2 separate regions of the Homo sapiens genome follow, and region 2 is linked to region 1. Evidence: chromatin loops called from intact Hi-C (ENCODE). Cell type or tissue: mucosa of descending colon. All regions are shown on one strand. Each heading gives the region's core, and the rest is flanking DNA. Links, peaks and the distances in the headings are about the cores only. Region 1 overlaps LOC105373831 (a long non-coding RNA gene). Region 2 overlaps LOC105373831 (a long non-coding RNA gene).

Region 1 (2,927 bases), core at 165-2,664:
GTTCTTTTGGTTTTTCTCAGGGGTTTTATTTTCTTTGTTCTTTTCCATATGCCTTTGTTCTCTATTTACTGCCCTTTTATAGCACAAGCGTCAGGCTTGCAATTATTTTAGCTCCTCCAACATACGTTTGACTTTCACCACCACCGTTTGTTCTTACCATCACTTGTGTCAGCTTTGTCTTCATGCCCCCATGAGCTGGTCTTGTTTGTGGGACTTATGGTGTGGGGGCAATTGAGGGACCCACCCTGTGAAGAAGAATGGAAGTGTGATTTTCTTGAGGTTTGAGTATAGGACTGGAGATTAGGAAATGTGCATGTTTAAACTCAATTCTGCCAGGTAAATAATTTGTCAAAATATAGTTTAAAGTTTATGCAAATATTCTTTTTCTCTCTTCATTGTAAACAGCTATAAATGTTCTGCTAACATATCTTAGTAGGGAGATAATACTAGTTCATTCTACTAAATTCACCAGGTTTCTTAGTGCCTCTTAAATTCTGTTTTGGGGACTAAGGTTACTATGAAGAGAGACTTGGAGGTAGGGGGGAAGCTAGTCATAGTTAGTGTCAATTATTCTACTTAAAATTATGTAAATATAACTCTGGGGCATTGCTTTCCAATGGGATTTGTGCTGTAACAATAGGTTAATTCAATCTTGATTAAATCTAGTCCTGGTTACCATATTAACTAAGAAGACATATTTAAACAAATTATCTAAGTCCTAACCAGGCTTCATAATAATGCTAGGGTTAAAATATAAAGGAAATATGCTCCTTTTGTTTCTTTGACCTATGACAAGGGACAAAGTTTGATGGAAATATTAATGAGTTTAGCTTTCTGAACCTAGTTCACAAGCAGTGTTTGAAGGAGAAATTAAAATGTTCATTGTCTAAGTGGTGAACAAAAATAGGAACTTTTAAATTATGAATAGGGTTAACATCTGTTGGGCAAACTGTTTGCTTAGCCTTATTTTAACATTTCGCTTCCTTCACTACTCCCTCTGTCTTTCTCACACATCTGGGAATGTGGTGAGAGCACCACAGAAGCAATTATAAAGGCAGAGTCCAGTTAAGGACCCTGAATTTTCCATTTTTATCCTCTGCTGCAACATAGGGATGTCCCAAGAGTGGCGTGCATGGACTTCACAAGAAGAAATGTCTAGATTTAAATTATAAATAAAGCCAAAGTTGCAAAACAAAAGAGAGACTTTGAAAAGGCCAGTGGACACACACACACACACGCGCGCGCGCACACACACACACACACACACACACACAAAACTATACCCAAGAGTTTATTTAAAACATGTTATTAAAGATGCTAAAATATTTTCATTTGAAAGACAGTGTCTCATCTACAGAGGAGAAATATTTCAGAAACGAGTTAAAGTTAAAAAATGTTAGTGAAAACAGGTTCAAACAGGCAGGATATAGAGGGCTATATCCTCTATAGAGGATATATCTAGGACAGGGGCTGTGGTGTAAAACAGCTCCGGGTTCCGATCCTGGCTCTGCCACTTCCTGGTGTTGCCTGGAAGCAAATCACATAGCTTTTTAAGGCTCAGTTCCTTCATATGCAAAATGACAGTATGGTGATAATATTTATTTCATAGCATTATGGAGAATTGAATACCATCATGCACGTGTATGCTTATCATAGTGCTTGACAAGTTATAGGCGTAAAATAAATATTACTAATAGCTGTTGGTCATAATGAGATTGTTGAACGACCATGTTTACTGATGATATATGGTGACAGCAAGAGAACATATAATAAATCCCAGTAGTGAAGCTGTGACAATGATTTTTATGATGAAATGAGAAGCAAAGTAACTTGCCAAATAGCATATGATGGGACCATACACTGAAAAAGGAAGTATTATCTGCTTTTGTGCTGGAACAGTCGTGGTTAAGATAAGTCCATTGCTGAGTGAGGAAGCATTCCGATAAGGCATGACAGTAGTCCATATTTTCTCACAGTCCCCAGATGTGCTACTGTGTTTTAGAATTAGACCTGAAGAGACAATAAATGACTGTGATGGCTCAATGTAAGTTAAAGCACCAATCATTCCTTTTCAATCATTCCAGTCTTGTCTTCTCCAAAAATTCTCTACAGGGTGCAGGTAAAATATTTTAAAAATGTAAAATTGATCATGGCACTCACCTAGTTAAACGCATTCAAAAAGTCCCCAATACTGTCAGTGTAAAACCCAAAGCATTCTACAAAGTCCTCTGCAATTGCCCTCATTGCTCCAGTCGCAACTGGGACCACTACCCTGCTTGTCCCACCCTACTGCAGCATTGGCAAGTTACCTGATATCCTGAGGTCTCTTTTGCTTCTATACCTTGGCTTATATCATATTCTCCTCTCTGAACACTCTATCTCCAGCCCTTGGATGAGCTAATTACCAGCAGTCTTTTAAGACTCAACCCAACTACATTCCTCCTTGGGGAAAAATTTCCTCTCTTTATTCTTTCTCACTTCTCTCCAGTTGTTGGGGGTACCCGGGTATATGATTCCCGATTCCCTTTTTCTGTGAAACTGTAGTAGAGTTCTCTGTTTACACATTTGTATTTCCCAAGTCCTCCCATTCATTTGTGAATTTTCAAGGCCACGAATAATGTCTTGTTATCACTTTTAGTATAATCTCAATAAATACTACTTGAAAAAATGAAATGTTCCTGTGACGCTCTTCTAAACCTGTCTTTTATATATCAAACTAAGGTTCATTGTTTCTGATTTTTAATTCCTTTGTATTAATACCAGCCTGCTCCCCAAAGTAAGACTTCCTGAGCTCTAGGACTTAAAAACGTAAATTGGGAACAAGCCTTAGAAAGCTATGGTACCTGCAATACATACCATAATATTTGGCAGGTGGGTAATTTAGCTTATTTAATCCCAGATTTAAGGAGATCTCTAAACAAGGACCT
Region 2 (2,927 bases), core at 265-2,764, 70 kb after region 1:
TTTAATTTTTATTCTTTCTTATTTAACGATAAAAGTATTTAAAACTAAGAAATTTTCCCTGAGTATAACTTGTAAAAAATCTTACACATTGCTATGTTAGGTTGAACCAATAAAATTGGCAATAGTTGACAGTTTTGAGATAACAAAAATGATAATTTCATATGGATCAACCTAATGCACAGTGTTATTGACAGAATTGTTTTCTTAATATTCTATAATTACAATTTGATATGCTTTCTTGTTTCAAAGATTATTTCAAGTGAGAGATTTAAGTGTTCTTAATGACTTAATTTTTACTCACATTTTTCTCAAAACATTTTTAAATTCTAAAAATTTGAAAGAATTAAGAATTCTAAAACATAGCTCTAATGTTCTCTTTTTACTCAAAAAAAATTTCCCTTGTTCTAAGGTGGCAGTCATTACCCACCACACCACCTCTCGACACACAGACCAACCTTACCCCAGTGTAACAGCCAGACCCCATCCTTCCCCTGCCAGCGTCTGGCATGAAGAAAGTCAATTCATCTTTTTTTTCTTTTTTTTTTTTTTTTTTCTGTGCTATACCCAGTGACCTCTCAAAACCTCTCATATTTCCTCTATCTCCTCATGCCAAACTTTGTCAAAGAGTACTCTACATTCATGCATCCCATTTCAACCTCTTCTATTCCTTTAGAATATAGCATATAACCTTTAGGTTATAGCATATAACCTGGTTTCACTTCTACTTCCTCCTGCATGTTTTCTTTTCTGCATCTCAATTGCTCTTGCTCCCCTGAGCCACATCTTCTCTTCCTCTCCCCTTTTGGCTACCCAAACACCACTCCCTTGCTCTTCTACCTCTCTGACCATTTCTCCCTCTTTCTATCAGCAACTATTGTTTTATTCATCTGCCAAGTGCTATTGTTCCTCAAGCTTCCACTTCTAGTTATTTTTCTCTTTTTTCCACCACATTTTTGGGTAATCTTACACATTTACTTGGAAATTTATATTGCTAGAACTAAGTTCTTTTCTGTGTGTCAGACTCACTTTTCCAGCTGTTTCAAATTTATTGCAGAACCAAATAATAACATCATGGTTGGGACCACAGCTTGGAGTCACAGATACCTTGGATTTTATCATCTGAAAATGGTGATATTAATGCTGACTATACAGGATTATTGTGATGTTAAATGAGATAATGTGTGTGAAGGACATATCATCCAGTACTTAGGGTTTCTCTCTCTCCCTCTCTCTCTGTCTTTCCTACTTCCTGTTTTTTTTTCACTTCCCATTGGATGTCTACCCCTATGTGCAGAATGAAATTCACATTTTGCCCTTATACCTGTGTTTCTTCTATTTAACTGAAGAGCAATGTCATATAACCAGCTAGAAATCTAGGAATTACCTTAAATCACTCTTCAGATCCAGGTGGTACACTTCCTGTCGGTCTTATTTTCTAATGTCTTCTGTGTGTACCAGATCCCCACTACCTCTCTCTTAGATGGTTTAATAGGTTTCCAATATTCTACTATTAATAGCTTCCTCTTTCTTTCCCCTTCAGTACATGCTCTACATTGCTGCCGAGATTACAATTCTCAGACATAAATGGGAATGTGCTTTAAAGCTCCTTGCAGCTCACCTTTGCTTAGGCTTCCTCATGCACAGAAGGCCCTCAGGAACAAACCCTTAAGCAATCAGCAGGGGTCAACTGCTTTATCAGTTGACTCATGATTGCAACAGAATTTATATATCTTTGAGTGTTTTGAAATTAAACAACTTTCTCCTTTATAGCTTCCAATGAACTTGTTACAATGCCTGACACATAGTCACCCTCATCAACATTGTTATCGACCTCAGTCTTGATGGTAAATACTACTGTTATTGAGTGCTGCCTATCTATGTGCCTCGTGCTGTGTTATGTGCTTTACATGTTATCTCATTTAACACTTTATGCCAAACCTATGGAGTAAGTACTAATACCACCAAAATAAAGCACAGAGGTGTTAAATAAATTGCATCAGGACTCACAGGTAGTAAGCAGCAGAGCCATCATTTAAACCCAGTCAGTCCAACTATAGAACTTGCCCCCTTAAACACTACTTTATTCACATAGTGCATATCAATACATGTTTGCTGAGTAAGTGCACAGAAGCATCAAATTGAAAACAAATGGATTTCTTAAAAAGTGCATAAAATGAACTGGGCAATGAGAATTAAAATGTTATTATTTAGCAGTATTCATTAAATAAGATTTTATTTATACTTAGGTGTAAAACAACTCTGTAAATTTAAGAGAATACAACAGTTAACTCATGGTATGCTTCTTCCTGAGATTAATTTATTTTCAAAACTTGCCATTCTAAAAATTATTGAAAATTTAATTATTAGACACTTTTCTTCTGTGGTCATTTCTCAAAGGTGAACCAGTTACATGTTTTCTGAGACATTTACTGTGTCTGTTAAGGTCGTGGTGGCCCAAAAAGAAGATTTTGAGATTAACAGCTTCCCGTTATAAAATTTTTATTTTTTGTCCTATCCTTTAATGAAAGTGTATTCTGTTGTTTCTCAAGCAGAAAGCTAATAAAGTTACTCAAGTAATATTTAAAAATTTATAGCGATACCTGGTAAGAAACTAGGCCAGTGATTGCTGTGGTGGTAGCTTAAGCTCTCTTTCCTTCAGAGCGTGGTGTTATGAGAGATCTAATAATTCCTAAATAATAATCTTTGAAAACTTGCAGGAAGAGTAACTGGAGAGGTGAACTCAGTGGCCAAATTTTTGGATGATGTCTCAAATAACTAGCTTTATCTGAGTTGGCTAAGTTTAAATGCGTAATTACCAGCAAGTCAGTCTTGCCTTTCCTCCTACTGTGACCCATTTCTTACTAATCATGTGCATGTTTTCATATTCTCAGTATTGAAAACAATAAAATTAACATCTCATTTTTTAT

What was found. Hi-C counts contacts between places; a loop is a spot of excess contacts. Peaks named below come from ENCODE experiments on the same cell type or tissue, not always from the same donor. Only the 100,000 strongest peaks of a DNase experiment are listed, where the experiment ranks them.
Region 2: a loop joins it to region 1, with 5 times the contacts of the local background. A loop is called at or near these places in 2 of 110 quality-filtered maps.

The regions. Positions count from the first base shown.
Region 1 is chr2:198,766,461-198,769,387 of GRCh38, reverse strand. The region is part of intron 1 of LOC105373831 (a long non-coding RNA gene); the gene reads left to right. Among named protein-coding and RNA genes, the nearest start is that of LINC01923, 390 kb to the right of the region's middle. In mucosa of descending colon, for the core only: no CTCF peak of the experiment used is centred there; a DNase peak (open chromatin) is centred at 1,487.
Region 2 is chr2:198,696,243-198,699,169 of GRCh38, reverse strand. The region is part of intron 1 of LOC105373831 (a long non-coding RNA gene); the gene reads left to right. Among named protein-coding and RNA genes, the nearest start is that of LINC01923, 320 kb to the right of the region's middle. In mucosa of descending colon, for the core only: no CTCF peak of the experiment used is centred there; no DNase peak of the experiment used is centred there.